Linked DNA regions of Mus musculus: region 1 is linked to region 2. Evidence: chromatin loops called from intact Hi-C (ENCODE). Cell type or tissue: gastrocnemius. All regions are shown on one strand. Links, peaks and the distances in the headings refer to the core of each region. The heading gives the core; the rest is flanking DNA. Region 1 overlaps Anxa13 (annexin A13). Region 2 overlaps Trmt12 (tRNA methyltranferase 12).

Evidence for each region. A loop is a pair of places that touch in the nucleus more often than their neighbours do. Peaks named below come from ENCODE experiments on the same cell type or tissue, not always from the same donor. Only the 100,000 strongest peaks of a DNase experiment are listed, where the experiment ranks them.
Region 1: it touches region 2 in a loop (4-fold over the local background); 7 of 42 quality-filtered maps call a loop at or near these places.

Annotation. Positions count from the first base shown.
Region 1 is chr15:58,377,744-58,387,339 of GRCm38, forward strand. All of the region lies in intron 1 of Anxa13 (annexin A13), which reads right to left. Among named protein-coding and RNA genes, the nearest start is that of Anxa13, 6.7 kb to the right of the region's middle. In gastrocnemius, for the core only: a CTCF peak has its summit at 5,892 (motif pointing right); a DNase peak (open chromatin) is centred at 5,894.
Region 2 is chr15:58,874,972-58,884,567 of GRCm38, forward strand. Trmt12 (tRNA methyltranferase 12) reads left to right here. Exons shown (of 1, transcript NM_026642.2): 1 at 1-1,810. It overlaps Gm36509 (a long non-coding RNA gene), which reads left to right and starts at 7,652. Exons shown (of 2, transcript XR_384121.2): 1 at 7,652-7,759. In gastrocnemius, for the core only: a CTCF peak has its summit at 2,114 (motif pointing left); DNase peaks (open chromatin) are centred at 1,370 and 2,139; H3K27ac peaks cover 1,620 bases.

The sequences.
Region 1 (9,596 bases), core at 3,571-7,570, 490 kb before region 2:
CCGTGTGTTGCCATGGCTCCGGCTTTCGGGATGCAGTTTTGAAGTGGCACTATGATTATTAAGTGATGATTTCCAGCATGTGTGTAAGTACATCATAGGTGACGCGGTCCTCCTATGACTCCAGGGCTGGAGCAATCCAAGGAGGTACATGAGCTGGAACTGGCAAGCTCCGGGTTTACTTGTGCCTCTACTGCACAGGGTGGAGAGCATTTGAGGAGAAGCCCTGATGTTAGCTCCAACCTCCACACACGTGCATGTACACACATATACCACACACACACACTACACACTCAAACACATGCAAAAGAGAAAGAAGAAAAGAAAAAGACATCCACTTGGATCAGAACCTGACATGCAGATTTACATATACTGACTGCTTTGATAAATGAGTAAAACTTATATTAGAAATAACCTTTCTTTTACATCTATTCTATATGTTGGTACCATTTTTTTTAATTGATTTTTTTTTTTTTGAGACAGAGCCTCTCTGTGTAGTTGGCTGTCCTAAAAATCACCATGTAGACCAGGCTGGCCTCAAACTCACAAATCCTCCTGTCTCTGCCTTCTGGTTGCTGGGATTAAATGGGTGCATTTTTGGTACCTTTTAATGCCAATTGGCATAGTTAGGATATTTTCTATAGAGACAAGTGTTCTTAGGTTGTATGTGTTGATGTGACATTTATCTATCAAAGGTGACTGTGGACTCAGCCAGAGGCAAGGAAGCCTGACCTAAGACTTCAACAGCCAGCACCTTGAAGCGGTAGGTATTGTTCACTGTCCCTGAGGTGGCAGTAAATATTCAGATGTGTGGCCACTGAGCAGGGATATAGCCAGGCAGCCTTCAGTGGGTTCCAGCCAAGCAGAAGAGGTGTGTAAATGACTCATGAGTGATCACAGCAGTATCTTTCCCTACAGTGTCACTCTTCTCAGGACACCTATAGCCTAGCAGTCAGCTATGTCACTGGCTGTGCAGGGAGGTCTCCCTCCCCTGGCCACCATAAATCACTAACACAGAAAAACTGCTGCCTCTCAGGGCTGCTGATGCCCTCCTCAGGAGGCCAAGGGTCAATGTGAAGGGGGAAGGCAACAGATGAGACGTAGGTGCAGGTCTGGAGAGCTGAAGGCTTTATGGGGACATCTGCCCATGGTCTCGCTCTCCCATAGGTGTGTGATAAATGCACTGGATCTTAACTAACCAGGAGTGATTTCTCCTTCTGGGAAATATTGCCTGGAAACATTTACTCTTATAGCCAAGGATAGAAGCCATGGATTACTAAACACCCTTCAGCACATAGAAAACCCCTCATGACAAAGCGCTACCTGAGCCCTAATGTCAATAGTACCAAGGCCCTACGTGCCCAGGGTCTAGACAGCCTGTGCATTTCATGATGTCGTCAACACATTCCTTTAGAAGGTGGTGTGAGGCTGAGTTTCTAGTGGTGAGCCGGCGCGTGGGTTCTGACCAAGGCAAAGATCTCCAGGCACTAAAAGAAATAACTGGGCTTCCATAAAAGGGAGGATTAAAAGCAGGCTGTGCCTTTCTGAGCATAAATCTGAACGATGAGTAATAGGATACAGTAATGTGGAAATAAAAAAAAAATGGAGCTGAGTACAGACCCTGAGCGAGAAGCTGAGTGAGATAGAACCTGTTGCCTCCGGTTCTGTTGTCTGCATCCTGACATTGAGGACACCACAGCCGGCATGGCAGGGTGTCACAGCTATGTGACAGCTCTCATTTGGCCCATATTAGGGTCTTTTAGTGCTATGTTGGGCCCAAGAACATGGAGTGTCTAATTTAATACAATGGTTCTCAACCTTCTTAATGCTGCAAACCTTTATTACAGTTCTTCAGCTTATGGTGACCCCCAACCATAAAGTTATCCTTGTTGGGGGCTGGTGAGATGAATCAGCAGTTAAGAACACTGACTGCTCTTCCAGAGGTCTTGAGTTCAGTTCCCAGCAACCACATGGCGGCTCACAACCATCTATAATGGGATCCAAGGCCCTCTTCTGGTGTGTCTGAAGACAGCTACTGTGTACACATATACATAAAATAATTAATTCTTTAAAAAGTTATTTTTATTGCTGCTCCATAACCGTGATTTTGCTACTGTTATGAATTGTAGTGTAAATATCTAGGTTTTCCAGTGGTCTTAGGTGACTCTGTGAAAAGGTCACTCGACCCCCCCAAGGGGTCGAGACCCACAGGTTGAGAACTGCTGGTCTGTTAAAAAAGGGAAATAGCATTAATTATCGGGAAACAAAATTTGTGTTATAGAGAAAATGAAAGTTCTAGTCAAGGGTTGTCCACAGAGTGCTCTGGTAGCCAGAGACCTTGGAAGAGCATGAAGCTTCCAGGTATCCAGTTACCACTGTACTGCACCAAGCATTGAGGGCATGGTGGCTGCTGGGAGATGAAGGGAATTTCTCAGTGGTGACAGCAGCCATGTCTTCAGGGCGTTAAGACAAATGAAGCATGTTTTCATTAGAAAAGAATGATCCATTTCCTTCTTATATTGCCAAAGGCTGTCTTTAGCCAAGTCACCCAGGGTGAAAACTTGGGATTCATTTCCTATCAGAATATGTATGTATGTATGTATGTATGTATGTATGTATGTATGTATGTATGTATATGGTGTATTCTAGAAATCTCCAGGATCAAAGATAAGTGAGCAGACAGAATTGAAGAAAGAAAATACTGGGGCCGGGTCAAATGATTGTGGTGTCTGTTACACATGCTGTACAGTGAGACCTAAACAACAGAGTGTGGACATGTTCGGATTCGCTAGAAAGGAAGCAAGGCGAAACATCTGAATGCTCTTCAGCGAAACAATGAGAGTTATTCTTCCCCTGGTAAGAGACTTTAATGTGCATTGGCTCCAAGCCTAGTAATTCTTTTCTTTAAAATTCCCCTTTGTGTTTTTAACCACCCCCGACACTATAACTACCCAGATTCCACTCCCGTGTCTGTTCTTCAAGTCTTTATTATCCCCTAGTCATCTGAAAGTTACTATGAGTGATGGGGGGCATCAGACATGATATCAGTGAAAACCACAGTTTGAAGAAATCAGCGACGGTAAGGCAATGGCTCTGTTCCCAAAGGCTCAGTAAGCACTCCTGGGCACTGAACTCTCTCTCCATCCCTCTCTGGTATTTTATACATGAATGGTGAAAGAAGATAACGTACAGCCTTTGGGTCCATTGGCTTTGCTTCTTCAGATTCAAGCAACCACAGATAACTAACTATCTGGAAAATAATTGCATCTGTCCAGCACATGTAGAGTTTTTTTTTAATCATCTTTCATTTGGGAACAGTAGAGTGAAATATCCATTTACATTGCATATATAATGCAGTGCTATAGAGCCACTAGTCTAGACATGATTTAGTGTCTAGGATGTGCATATGTTACATAAAAAATGTTAAGCAGTTTTATATGAAGGACTTGGGAGCCTGTATATTTTGATCCTGATCTGTGTCTCTGTCTCTCTGTCTCTATCTCTCTGTGTCTTTCTGTCTCTCTGTCTCTGTCTCTTTCTGTCTCTGTCTGTCTGACTCTCTCTCTCTCTCTCTCTCTCTGTGTGTGTGTGTGTGTATGTACGTATGTATGTATGTGTTAGAGCCAATATTCATGATCTCTAGGAGCAGACCCTGTTTGCCTAGGTTGGAGCTGTATGGCCAGGCCTCCTTTCACCAGCTTGCTTTGTCTGTCATCACACCATTTCCAACAGCTTGGAATCACCTCTTCTTCTGACCCAACATTTGCCCCCTGTGTAAATGGAAGATTTACTTTGTCCCAGGGACAAAGGACGACTCACAGCTCTCCAGTCTCCCTTTACCCACCAGTCTGCCTCATGAGACAGGCTGCTTGGAACTTTTCTAGAAGATTTTCCTCATGTGGGAGAGGGCTACACGAGAAGAAAGGCATATTTTCCTCTCTCCTCTTCCTTCTTGCTTGTGGCTTTGACCATGTCTGTCGTGAGTCTCTTTTGTGTCATGAGGAGGTGTACATATGTAGGTATATATATATGTGGTGGTTTGAGTATGCTTGGCCCAAGGAGTGGCACTATTTGGAGGTATGGCTATGTTGGAGTAGGTGTGGCCTTGTTGGAATAGGTGTGTCACTGTGGGTGTGGGCTTTAAGACCCTCATCCTAGCTTCCTGGAGGCCAGTCTTCTCCTAGCAGCTTCCAGATGAAGGTGTAGAACTCTCAGCTCCTCCTGCACCATGGATGCTGTGATGCTCCCACCTTGATTATAATGGACTGAACCTCTGCATCTGTAAACCAGCCCCAATTAAATGATGTCCTTATAAGAGTTGGCTTGGTCATGGTGTTTTTTTCACAGCAATGCAAACCCTAACTAAGACAGTAGTGCTGTTGGCAGATGCTTGGGGGTGTGGCCTTGATGGAGGAGGTACATCAACAAGGGCATGCTTTGAAAGTTTAAAGTGTGGCCATTCCCAGTTCACTTTATCTGTGTTGTGCTTGTGTCTGCTCTGCTGCTATGCCTGCCCCTCAAGGCTGTGCCTCCTCACCCTGATTAGTTCCTATCCTATGGAACTGTAATCCAAAATAACTACTTCCTCCTGTAAGTTGCTTTGGACATGTATTCTATCATAGCAACAGGGAAAGTAGCCAATATAGTAGCAAATTAAAGGATTTATTAAAAAATTCTGGAGCATTTGCTGTATTGCAGACACTGTATTGGGGATTATACTATGAAACAAAATAAAATGCAATCGTCTACTCAGAGAACCATCAATAGAGCATGAGGAAAGCATCCAACAGAGATGAGTTTAGATCAGTGGTCCTTAACCTTCCTAATGCTGTGACCCTTTAGTGCAGCCTTTCACATTGTGGTGACTCCCCCCTCCATAAAGTTATTTTCATAGCTGCTTTGTAAGTATAATTTTGCTATTGTTATGAGTCATAGTATAAATATCTGATATGCAGGATGTGTGATATGCCACCCCTGTGAAAGGGTTGCTTGGCACCCAGAGGAGTTGTGACACACAGATTGAAAATGTTGGTTTAAATCCACAGGCAAATGAGAGATATAGAATGTTATGTTAAGATGATATTTAATTCGGCTTAGAGGAGGAAGAGACTCAGGAAGGGGAAGAAAAGAAGATGAGAGAGTAATGACCCTGGTTATCTACTAAGCACAATAGCATGAATCTAAGTACAAAACTTAAATGAGCCCAAGACACTGTGAAAAATGGCTAAGTCCAAATCCACACTTTATCTTGTGACATCTATAAATGTGTGTGTGTGTGTGTGTGTGTGTGTGTGTGTGTGTGTGTGTGTGTGTGTGTGTTAGGGGTTAATATTAGGTGTCTCCTCTGTCATTCTCTACAGGTCTCTCTTGAGTCTGGAGCACACTACTTTGCCTAGGCTGGCCAGCAAGCTCTTGGAAGCTCCTGCCTACAGATCCCTGTAACTGGGGGTTACAGAGGTACAGTGCCATGCCCAGCTATTACATGGGTTCTTGGAATCTGAACTCAGATATTTGGTGGGCAAGCATTTTGCCCACAGAGCCATCTTCCCAGACCCGCATGATGTTCCTTAATAGATAACCAAAACAACCACACTTTCCTTTGCCTCTCGTTTTTTCCATTCTTGAGAGGAATCATACCAGTATCCCTCAGGATTGTCATAAAGACTGCACAGAGCTTGGTACTGTACCAGGTAAAATGAAGAGCTCAAACCTCGCAGATCACAGTGCACACTCGCGTAACTCCCACTCCAGTAAGCACTGGACAGACGATGGCATTGGCTATCATCAACACTTCTAAGGGCCTATTTCACTTCTATCTCTCTCTATCATTACTGAGAGTCTCACTCAGTTCTTGCTTCTGAACTGAGAACAATGCCAAGGTGCGCTGCCAAGCCATGCCACCAGGGTGCGCTGCCAGGCTGTGTGTGAATGCATCCGTGTACTAAGCGGCTCCCGGTACCTGCAGTCTCGGCTCCTTTATGTCATTCTCTAAGTTTCATTCCTTCCTTGTATGAATATATTAGTATCTGCCCTATCTGTTCCTGGCAGCCTTCTTACCACCTCTTAAATGTGGCTTCTTTTATCTGCCATAGACAGAAAATTCCCTAAAGCCCAGGGCACATAATTTCACTTGAAAAATAGCTAGACCTTAAGCAAAAATTTGTGTGTAAACGAAGAAGGCATGCTTTGCACGTGGAATATTTTGCTATCACAGGTCCTTCTTATAACTTCCTATATATACTCTGGGTAATGATCCAAAGGACTAGCTTTCCACCATAAATGTTTTCCTGCTAAGGAAGGCATGGTTTCAGGGTGTTTCTGCTGGGAATTGACTGCAGTACATTTGCATACAGGTCACAATTGAATGGACACACTGGGTTAAAACCATATCTTCTTTCCTGCAGCTCTTCATAATATTTGCACCCGCCTCTAAAGCTTGGGTTTTTTTTTTTTCTCCAGAAATATAGACCTGTTTCCCACCTGTTGTGTACCCACAACGTACCCCTGGTCCACCTTTACCTGAGTTTACTCAGTGTTTACCTGATCCCAAACTGCTCTCCACATTAGATAATGTTTATGTTGGCTAAATATTAGCACAAGTAAGTCATTCACTTGGCACGTTCACGGACAGGGAAGCAGATGGCTGGGCAGCTATGCCATTGACAAGCTGATTTTCGTTCATAGGCACACTCGATGATACCCGCTTTCTTCAGCAGTGTGCTGAGCTCTCCCTAAAAGTTAGGCATGTGCGTGGGACTTGAGAGTCACTTGAGGGAACACTTACAAATGCTGATGTCCAGGACAGCAGCTTCAGCAACTGATTTCAAATCTCTAGGGTGGGACCTAGACACCAGTGGATTTTAGAACTCTCCAGGTAAATCCAGTGTTCATTTAATCTTGGGAACTTGTACCCAAGACTGTATGTATAAAACACATGGAGGAAGTGTAAGATACAGACAGAAGTTCCGTGTAGCTCTGGGTGGCACTAAGATCCTGTGATTTTTTTTAAAAATTTTGTGTGTGGGGGCATTCACACATGGGCGCTCTGGTGGAGGTCAGAGGTTGATACTGAATGTCATCTTTAATTACTTCTCTACTTCATTTGTCTTTGTTTGAGACTGGGTCTCACTAGGTAGCCTTGGCTAGCCTGGAATTCGCCATGTATACAAAGCTGGCTTTGAGCTCGCAGAGATCCACCTTGCCTCTGTCTCCTGAGTGTTGGTATTGAAGAGGTGTGCCATCACACCTGGCCTGGCACCTTATTTTTGAGGCAGGGTCTCGCACTGAATCTGGAACTTGCCGATTCATCTACACCAGCTGGCCAGAAATCTGTAGGGATCCTCCCGTCTCTGCCTCTGCAGTACTGGTGTTATAGGCATGTGCTGCTGTGCTGTGCCTGGCATTTTACCCGGCTGCTGGGACTTTGTGTAGCAAGCACTTCACTGAGCTAGCCCTGCCTTGGAATTTCTGATAAGTATCCCAGCAATGCTGATTTTTCTCCTATGTCAGGGGCCCCATGAATAGCAAAGCTATCTGTCTGTCTAGACTCTCTTTATCAACATTACAAATAATTTCCCAGAAATTTGAGTTTGTGAGCATTTCCACGTTTCAGTGTCCCTATCGAGTCTTGCTTTCTCTCTCTTTATTACGTTGTCACTTTTTCAGTGGTCAGCTCAATTTTCTATTTTCCTCTAGATATCAGTTCTCTTGAAAATAACCCTCGTGACAACACAGAACTGATGAACCACTGAACTAAACCTAAGCATAGTTTTCTAAATATCTTATTTTTCTATGTGTAATGTTCTATAGCATAGGGGCCAGCTTAGGCTATGCAAACTCTTTAACTATGGTGTGATAATACTAACCCAGTATCTTGGTTACTGATATTCAAACAGGTTCGTCACAATGAATTATGTCTTTAGTGGAAAGAAAGAAAGAAAGAAAGAAAGAAAGAAAGAAAGAAAGAAAGAAAGAGGGAGGGAGGGAGGAAGGAAGGAAGGAAGGAAGGAAGGAAGGAAGGAAGGAGGGAGGGAGGGAAGGAAGGAAGGAAGAAAGGAAGGAAGGAAGGAAGGAAGGAAGGAAGGAAGGAGGGAAGGGAAATTCAGGGTTCAGGGCTGGTGAGATGGCTCAGTGGTTAAAGGCGCTTGCAGTGAAAGCCTGGAGCCCTGAGTTCCATTCTTTGAAGGCATATAAAGGTGGAAGGGAAGAGCTACCCTCAGACCTCTATACATGCACCACAGCATGCATTCCCACAATGCATAGATACGAATAAATAAGATACGAATAAATAAAAACAATAAAATCACTAATGGGGAGGAAAAAGAAAAGCATAAAGTCTTCAGTGTCTGGGCTGGCGAGGGTTCCAGATGTCAGCACTTGGAAAATTCATGTCCTGCCATTGCAGTATTAGCCAAGTAGTCATATGTGGATAGTGGTCTGTGTGTGTGTATTTAGGAAGTTATGGTTTTCCTAGGTATTAAATGATGACTATACCCTAAAACTTAGTACACATTAGCCCCGATCACAAGGATGAGTAAACACTGCCACGTGAGTTCAGTGCCTGCCATTGTATATGGAGTTTTAATTTTAATGAGTCAAATTTCATTTCATAGTCACAGGAAGGAAATAACAAAGATGAGAGAGAAAGAGAGGAGGGGAAGGGGAGGGGGGAAGAGGAGGGAGGGAGAGGGAGAAAGGGAGAGGGAGAGGGAGAGGGAGGGAGGGAGAGAGAGAGAAAGAGAGAGAGAGAGAGAGAATGAGAGAGAGAGAGAGAGAGAGAGAGAGAGAGAGAGAGAATGTGAAAGTCAAGTATCAGAGCAGAAAGAAAGGCCTAATGACATTGCAAGAAGTATGAAAACTTAGTCTTTCTTAGTAGATCGACTGGAGTAAGCACAATAGCAGGAAGTCACTAGTCACTACATCATGCTTTAGGCTTGCAGAAACTCAAACAGTAGGACAAAAAAAAAAAAAAAGCTATTGGAGATTGCACAGGACCACTGAACTCAAGAAAACAGCATTGCCCACTTAGTATTTAATTTGTGAATTGGTTTTGGCACTCTGGTTTTAGTTTGTATGTATGTATTCAAGAAGCTTGGTAGGGCAATTAATACTAACAGTTTCTAGCATAATGTTTTGTTGTTTCAGTAGGTTTCACATCCACCACTCTCTTGGGATGGAATTCCTCTTCCTGCACTTGTTACATTTCCTTGCTACACTGTAACTTAGCTTTGGGCAATATGTCCTGGGGGTGGGGGTGGGGGTGGGGTGGAATTCCTCTTCCTGCACTTGTTACATTTCCTTGCTACACTGTAACTTAGCTTTGGGCAATATGTCCTGGGGGTGGGGGTGGGGGTGGGGGTGGGGTGTTGCTGCTGGGAACCTGAACTCTTTCGTTTTGGTTTTTTTTTTTTTTTTTTTTTGGTTTTTCGAGACAGGGTTTCTCTGTGTGGTCCTGGAACTCACTCTGTAGACCACGCTGGCCTTGAACTCAGAAATCCGCCTGCCTCTGCCTCCGGAGTGCTGGGATTAAAGGTGTGCGCCACCACACCCGGCTCGAACCTGAACTCTTTCAGGGCAACATTTTCCCACTAGCTGCAAAT
Region 2 (9,596 bases), core at 338-4,337:
CAGTATAATAGCTGTACAAAAATCCTAAGATTTTTATAGACTTCTTTTCCTGGTCAAGAAACTATAGGAAGCGCTTGCCTTTTGTCAGATGCTGTGAACAGGCAGTTGGTGTCAGGTGTAGCTGGTGGAATTCATTTCACTAAGAGTTGTTCGATCCTGAGTCCCACGTAGCCCAGTTACATAACAAGACAGGAAGGGAAATAAAGACAGCTGGGAAGGCAAAGCTCTGGTTTCCCACAGTATGACTTGTACCTATAGTGGTCAGGTAAGCTAGTGTTGGCACAGAGATGTAGCAGGCATTCTAAGGATGCTGTTGAGTTTTCACCCTGGAGATGTAGCATCCAGGTATGCTAAAACAGGATTACAGGACTTCCTTTATTGAGGAAATCCTTGAACAGTGTTACTAGCCCTGAAAAGTATTTCTTTTTCATTAAAAAAATAAAACACACACACATATACATACAAGATGAAATGTCTAGAAGCAACAGTAGCAGCTGTTGCTACTGTGGGTAGGAAACACAGTTTTCCAACCATCTGATTATAGAGTCACAAGGCTTTCTACTTTCCACTGCTTTTGCCACTAGGATAGCTAATCGCTGAGGATCACATAGAGCTCTGTTTTGACGAACTTTGAAGCCCAGTGAGCTGGTTTGCTTGATGAAGGAGACAGACAACAGGATGTCTTCTTCCTTGTCTTGCTATAAAACCCCGCCTTACATGCGTTGTGCATGCCTGCTGCTCTCTTTCTTGCAACAGTAGCTATAAGGGCTGTGCCGGTGCCTTTCTCATTAAGCACAAATATTCAGTGCCTGCTACATGTGATAGGTACAGAAAATAAAGGTCCATTAGGTTAAAAAGTCCTCTCCCCAGGGAGCTCACAGCTTAGCAGCAGAGAGTACAGAGGTCCTCAATGCTGGAGCAGAGTAGCTGCCACACAATAACTTGCTGGACAGATGCAAAAAGGGGAAGAAAGTTCTGACAAATAAATAGGAAGTCTATGAGGAACTAGAACTGGTACTTGAATTGGTTGAGTGAGATTTTGCTAGGTGGGGAGGAAGCAGAACTAGGCCCCAAAGTTTCAGTGCTCTGGAAGTGAGCCATTGTGATTTGCTTGTAACAGGACATGATGATATGTGTGTTGGCAATGAGACTGTTGTGAGCAGGGTCTTCTACACAGTAAACTCCCAAGGAAATGCTATCCTATGGCCCCACTGCAGAGCCCTGCTTGTAACACTCCTTTCTCAGAGAGTCTTTCCTGTGTTTGCCTAAATTGTCATACTTCCTCTTCACTGACTAGGTTTCTTTGCACTCGTGCGCCAACAGCTTGCCATATCAGAACTAAAATGCTAAAGGTGCCAACTTAGGGCTTGAGTCCAAGGGAGATGAGTCAGAGCACCACTTGGGGACTGAGGAATTGCCTTTTGTCATATGCTGTGACCAGGCAGTTGGTGTCAGGCGGAGCTGGTGGGATTCATTTCACTAAACATTGTTTAATCCTTGAGTCCCAGGTGGCCTGGGTTATATAACAAGACAGGAAGGGAAATAAAGACAGCTGGGAAGGCAAAACACTGGTTTCTCATTACCCGAGGACTAAATGATCAAAGGTGAGCTAGAAACCCCTGATTGGGATTAAAGTTTTCTACAACAGTCAGGTAAGCTAGTGTTGGCACGGAGCAGACATTCCAAGGAGGCTGTTGAGTTCTTACCCTGGAGATGTAGCATCCAGGTATGCTAAGATGGGATACAGGACTTGTATTAAGGAAATCCTTGATCAGCAACATGAACCCTGAAAAGTCTAATCTTTGCCATTAAAAAAAAAAAAATCTGCAACTCCCCAACCCCTGGCCCCGGCTACCCAACTTGTTTATGCCACAGTTGGAATTTTTTTCTTATAGGCAGAAAATGTTTCTTGTATTCTAAATAGTGAACTAAGTATCCGTATGATATATTTGACAGACAGTAGCATACAATATAGGAAACAATAAATAAGCAACCACACAGCAGTGTGGCAAGTACTAAGGACAGATAATAAATCAATAACAGCAGCAGGGCAATGCTCACACCTAAAATCGAGACCTATAAAATCAAGTTTTTTCATTTGCTGTTAATGCTGCCACCTACTGGAGAAGCCGTGGAAATAAAAACTCCATCACAAACTCTTATTGGAAGACCATTCATAAATAACACTAAGAGCCAGCAATGTACTGGATTCAGCAAAGAAACAGTGGACAAAGCCAAACCAAACCCAGACTCCACTGACCTCATAGTGGAAGACCAAAAGGTCACACAACACCCACATATAGCGAGTCCTGGGAGGAAAGGTTCTTGGTGCGACAGGAACCTGTGGTTAAAAGCACACACCTTTAATCCCAGCACCTGGGAGGCAGAGGCAGGTGGATCTCTGTGAGTTTGAAGAAAGTCTGGTTTACATAGCCAGGATATCCAGGTCTATGTAAAGAGACCCCGTTTCAAAAAACAAAACAAAAAGCCAACAACAAAGCCTAACCCCTTGGAATACGTGATGATGGGGACCAAGGAGCACAGGCGTTACCGGTCTAGAATTAAGGATAAAGTACACACACAAGTGCATTGTGGAGGAGGCATCTGAGGGGCTAAAACAAGTTTGTGTACGTGGAGGAGGAAGAGTAAGGGCTGAAGGCAGGATAGGAGTGTGGTGCAGAAGATGTGGAGGCACGTGCCTGTGATATCAGCACTTGGAAGTCAGTGGCAGGATGAACAGTTGAAGACAAGCCTTGATTACATACACAGTGCTGAGTCCCCGTCTCAAGAGCATCTAAATAGAATCAGACATTATTGGAGAATTTTAAAATGAAAATGTAACATGGTTAATACAAATTTTATACATATCTTAAAAATGGATTTTTTTTTCCTTCTTTTTTTTTTTCTCCTAAAGTTTCTAATCTAGAGTGGTCTCAATATGATCCTCTTAGCCTTCTGAGTTCTGGAATTATAGGCCTGTACCACCATATACCTGGCTCCCTAGTGTTTTAAAATGTGCTCTCAGGCCGGGAGATGCTTCAGTGGTTAAAACATTCACCATGCAATTGTGAGTTCAGATCTCTAGAGTCCACATGACGTAAGGCATAGCACTCACCTGTAACCCCAGTGTTCCTGGGTGAAATGGAAGGTGGAAACAAGAATCCCAGAAAGATTACAGACCAGCTAGCCTGAGCTATTGGGGACACTAAAAATCTGGAAGCAAGGTGACATCCTAACTTGTCCTCTGACCTTCACACATGTGAAGTGGCACATGCATGCCTACACACACACTCCACTCCCCCATGATCATGGCCCTTTTGTCCCCTGGCCTCATTTCCTACAGTTGGTAAGAAGGTACTATTAAAGGAACTAGCCCGTACGAGCACATGATGCATTTTTGTGTTGTTATGCAAATACTGTCAACCTCATGGATGGTGAGGCCAACAGTTGGGATGTATTTCTTCTTCCATTTTTCTAGAAAAGTTTTTCTCCACACTCTATAACTACAGTCCACCCTGTGAACTGTAGTTATCTTGGGATCCCAGCCTGGTCAGCCTGGACTCTCTTAACTCCAGGCCACAGCTGGCCACTTTCTCCAGACAATAGTAAACAGGAGTAGTTTTGACTCACCTGGGTTACTTTCCATGTCTCATGGATTACTGTCCTTCACTGTCTATGACCAATGAATTAGCCATTATGTCTAGTTTTTTTAAAATACTGTTTAGATTATAATAATTTTGTACATAAAATTTCTAGCTTTAATAATTACTTAGGAAATTCATTCCAATACACATGTACATATACTTTTGTCAAAACAAAAACCTGAACAGGAAACATGTAAGAATTCTGTGCTCTAATAATTGAGGATGTTTATAAAATAATTAGTGCAGTATTACCAATATAATGACTTTCTTTCTGATTAGATATAACCTGCAAGTTTACTTGCTTCTTGGTCATACACAATTTCAGTGACAAAACATCTCTGGGTTTTTAAATGTCAAAGCCTTCCCGTCAAAGACAGATAATTGTGAATGACAATGAGGCCAACACTGTATTCTGCATCCCCACATGTGTACTACCATTAGGTAGCCAAATAGAAACAGATTGGTAGAAGGTTGCCCTAATTTTCATCTTTTAGTGATGTTTACTTTTAAAAGATCTGGGCTCACATAATTTAAAAGCTGAAGTACAGGTAACAAAGCCAGTTATGAAAAAGATGCCAGAAGCCACATAGTGTGATGAAGAAGCGCTCAGCCTCAGTCGGTGCTACTTCTCAACAATTCCAGATGAGCCTATATGCCAAAGGAGACTGAAACACCTAGCCTGTGTACACCAGCAGAAGCCATGAGGGTATGTGTAGAGCTAGGCCTCAGGCAGCTGGACCAGTTTGATTTTATGCTGGAGAGACATCAGTGCGCATGTCTAGTTTTGCCATAGAGTTAAATTAACCCTCCTACCCTCTAACCAATAAAGTCTGATGAGATCTGGATCATCGCAGTGTGCCACAGATGGTATTGTGTTGACTCGGCCAGACAAACAATAAACGGCATGTTGTATATCAGGGATGGAGAGACAAACAATAAACGGCATATTGTATATCAGGGACGGAGAGAATCACCAGTGAGACCGACAGCCTGTTCCATCAGTGAAAGAATTTTGCCCCAAGAAGTTTGCTTAGATGATACAGTATCTTCCTCATAGTAAAAACTAACTATTGCACATTGTCCAGTCATTTCACCAGAACTAATGTATCCAACCACCAAAGAAGTACACTGAGCTCTGTCAGTCTCTGTGGTAAGTTGTAACTTGGAAATCTTGGTTCTAATTCATGCACTGGCTGACAAGGTGACTGACGTGCTCAGTGGGACCCAGAGTATGTTAGCCTCTCTGGCTCATCCAGGCTGCAATGTGATTTAGCCCTGTTGTCTGGAACGTTCAACCCAGGAGATTCTGGGGTAAAGAGTATTTGTGATAAGAATCCGTGGAAGTTCACAGCAAGTGAATCACTAACCTACAGCAAGGTCATCTCTGCAGGGGACAGCCATACAGACAAGGAGAACAAAGTTATATGCAAATTAGTGAGGACTGCTTCTTGTGGACTGTTGGTGACTATAGAGCCAGCTTCCCACGACAAACTGAGTTTTGTCAGACTTAAGTCAATCCATCGCATCCAGAATTGAAGACAGTGGTCATCCAAGATAATTTCCACGGTTAGAGGAAACAAAAGGCACAGGAAGATGTTCAAACTCCCGCATGCTATATGTAAATCTTCCCAGTGCCGGTCCCTTAGCTCAAGTTACAGCCATTTGGGAGGGCTGTATCCACATTAAACACCATTATATGGAGCTGTGTTCCATGTGCATAGACTACTGTGCTTTTAAGGATGGCTAGTGAATATAGAATTACCACAATGATAGATTGAATAATGGCTTGGAATAAGTTCATATCCTAATATCTGAAACTTATGATGTCATGATAAAGTAATGTCGTCAAAATGGGAAATTATCCACAATGACCACTACACTTATTAAGAGAAGCAATGTAGTTATTTAAGTGAGAATGTCTCCCAGTTGTGAAAGATTAGGAATTGTGGCCTTGTTGAAGAAGGTGTGTAACTGGAGTCGGGCTTTAATGTTTGTTTGGTTTTGGTTTTTGTTTTGTTTTGGTTTTTGGTTTTTTTAAGACAGGGTTTCTCTGTGTAGCCCTGGCTGTCCTGGAACTCACTTTGTAGACCAGGCTGGCCTCGAACTCAGAAATTCGCCTGCCTCTTCCTCCCGAGTGCTGGGATTAAAGGCGTGCGGCACCACGCCCAGCTGGGCTTTAACGTTTTAAAAGCCATTTGCAGTTAGCTCTCTCTACCTCATGCTTGTAGATCGATGTAAGCTCTCAGCTGCTGCTCCAGTACCACGCTGGCCATGATGGGCATGGGCTCATCATCTGGAAATGTAAGTTCCAACAAATGTTTTCTTTTCTTTTTTTAAAAAGATTTATTTATTTATTTATTGTATATGAGTACACCCTAGTTGTCTTCAGACACATTGTAGATGGTTGTGAGCCACCAGGTGGTTGCTGTGAATTGAACTCAGGACCTTTGGAAGAGCAGTCAGTGCTCTTAACCACCGAGCCATCTCTCTAGTCCCACGTTTTCTTTTATAAGATGCCTTGGCCTTGTTGTCTCTGTACAGTAGTAGAAACGTGATTAAGATACCCAGCATTCAGGGTATGAAATGGCAGCAATGGGAAATTAACACATCCAACCCATCTCTCCTAGTAAGCCATGAGGGCAGCCTGTGATTCTCATTCCAATGTTGTGGGTCTAGGGTTGATTCCTAACATGGGAACTAGTTCATCAAAAGACATGTAATAAAATAATAATAATAATAATAATAATAATAATAATACTCTTTAAACTTGCCGAGGCTTCTTGGCGGGCACTTCAGATCCCTTATGCCAAGACAGCAACAGGCACGGAGAAGCCACAGTTGAGGTATCTAATTTAATCATGAAGAAGTACTGTCACACTGCAAGGGTATGCTACCACATGCATTAGCAGTATTATGGCGCTTTGCTACCCAATGCCAGGAGTAAAGCAGCCAGCTTCCAGAATGACAGGAATACCTTCTCCATAAGAGCCCATGAAAATGCTCTCCAAAACTGTCAAAGTGAGCCTTTTATGGGCTCCGAAGATTCCTGAAGTCTTATAATAGTCGAACAAAGCATTAAAAAAATAAGCTAGATTATAATAAACAGAGAAGCATTTTAAATGTCTGTACTCCCCTCACCTCTAACACAATGTTAAAAGGTAGTGGAGAACCTGGGGCTGTTCCTAGCTAGAGAAACGGACCCTAGAGCAAGGCTTCTTAAACTTTTCTGTTGCCATCCCCATTTTGCTCAATAATTTTTTGTGCAAAGTCAGTTATATAGCAAGATAATAGAGGTCTAGATGTCAAACATTTTCTATATTAAATCATAAGAAATGTATTTAATTTTTAAGTTTCACATTTATTTTATTTATAACTTCAAGCACCTAAAGATTTATTCCCATAGACCTTAGGAAAGTTATAGAACAATATTCCCCAACCACACACACACACACACACACTAAAAAATTTGTATATTTTGCTAAGTGTGTCCTAGAAGTTAAAAAATTCTTAAGTATCAATGGGGTGACCTTAGCTGTATCTCACTACACTGGGGCTATAGAACCTGAAGAGGCCACCTCCTGTAGCCAGACAGGAAAGCAGTGGAGTGACAGAGATACCAACCTACCCACAAAACTTTCAACCCAAAATGTATCCTGTCTACAAGAAATGCAGGCCCAGGGAATGGAGCAGAGACTAAGGGAAGAGCCAACCAATAACAGGCCCAAATTGAGACCCTTTCCATGGCAAGTACCAATCACTAACACTATTAATGATATTCTGTTATGCTTGCAAACAGGAGCAAGTTGTCCTCTGAGAGACTCCACCTACCAGCTGACTCGGACAGATACAGACATCCACAGCGAAACAGTGGGTGGAGCTTGAGGACGCTTATGAAAGAATATAGGAGGAAGGATTGTGGGGCCCCAAAGAGGCTAAGAACTCCACAGGAAGACCAAGAGAGTCAACTAGCCTGGACTCTTGGGGGCTCTCAGAGACAGAACCAACAACCAAAGACCATACCTAGGCCTCCCTGCACATATGTAACAGATGTGCAGCTTGGTCTTCATGTGGGTCCTGAACAAGTGGAGTGGGGTCTATCCCAAAAACTGCTGTCTGTAAGTGGGATATATTCTTCTAGCTGGGCTGCCTTGTCTGACCTCAATGGGAGAGGAAGTGCCTAGCCTTGCAGAAACTTGAAGTGCCAGGGTGGGAAAGTGGATACCCAAGGAGGGAGCTCACCTGCTCAGAGAAGAAGGGGAGGGAGGACAGGGGAAGGATTGTGGGAAGGGGCTGGCGAGAAGAGGGCAGTGAGCAGGATGTAAAGTCAATAAGTTAATTTTTAAAAAAAAATTCTTAAGTAACATAACTTTACCATTTATTAAAGTCAAAAGCAAGTCTGTACACTAGTGAGACATTTATTTTTACCTAAAGAATTAAATCTTGGTGGGTGCATGAGATGGATCAGTGGGTAAGGCACTTGGCACTGAGAGGACTGAGTAAGACAGTGCCAGGCTGACTCCAAAACAGGCTACACACTGGTAGTTTGGGAGACTAGGCTTAAGGTTCTGTTTCCTAGAAATGAGAACCTGGATCCAGGAACCTGTGGTCAGTCAACCACAGCTGCAGGCAGCCAATTCCAGGACACCTTGTCATCTGGCCTGAAGTAAGAATAGGTAGCTAGAATGAATAATCAACCCCCAGGGAGGTCTCCAGAGCCTGACCAATTATAGAATCAGTCAGACCGCCACAGATAGAGCTAACCAATCCAGGTAAAAGGGCACACACCCCTCCCTGGAATTCCCCTGATGAACACTAAAATCTGGGCCTTCGAGTCCACCAGAAGTCTCCATTCCCAAGTGGGGAGAGCCCTACATCCAGGAAATTCAGCTAAATAAATGCTCTTTGTCCTTGCATACTATTTAAGTCTAGGGTATCAGTCTTCAGCGTTTCTTACACCCTGACACCACCATGCCTGAGGGTACTACATGTACTCTCAAACTATCTTCAACATTTTAGACTGATTTTTATAATCATTAACACTGAAAATTCAGCTTTGCACAAATAAAGCAGAAAATGGCAGAAGTATGTTTGGAAGCATTTGAAAAATTGTTGGAATTCTGTCCAAATATCAAACCAAAATTTACTTAGTGACTTTCTTATGAAGCATAAGCCGGCAACTCAACGATTTTTAAAACCATTCGCTCCAACACAGCATAATCCAGAGGCAAGTGTCAATTAGGTAATACATGCTAAGGAGCAACAGTAGGCAAAATAGTCTTCGGGTGGTTTTGTTGGTGGTGGTTTGGTTTGGTTTTGGTTTTAGTGAGTTTTTTGTTTTAGTAAGTAAACTATTGTATTTAAGATAAAAGCCTTTGTGTATCCAATAAAAAAAGATGCCATTCATATTCTCACATGTGAGCCCAGGTGTTTCAGGCAGTGTTTGACGGCACTGCATGGCATGTACCACACAAAACACACGTGTGAAGAACCAAGGTTGCTGTGAAGTCCTGTGACACACACAAATGAGCCCTTCCAGAAATACCTGTCTGGCTCATTACACATCTGACTTTAAATTATTGTTTGGGCATTCCATGTTCAGAAGTCTTTCATTGTTGCCAAACATTTTCATAATCTCCTACCTCAGTCATGCAACTCTCTGCGGGGTGGTGACCCACAGTTCAAACAAAATGGATTCTGGGGTGTTTCCCCATTAGATGGCATGCTGTAATTTGTTAGGTAAGACCCGCTGTCCAGTTATTCACTGGGGGTTTTAAAAACTCCTTTCCCCATTGTATCATAACGCCACTTTCATCATGAGTTAGGTAACTATATGTCAGGCTTTCCCTACATTTTCTTGTTTGTTTGTATTTTGAGACAGAGTTTGTCTGTGTAGCCCTGGCTGTTCTGGAACTCGGTCTGTAGACCAGGCTGGCCTGGAACTCAGAGATCTGT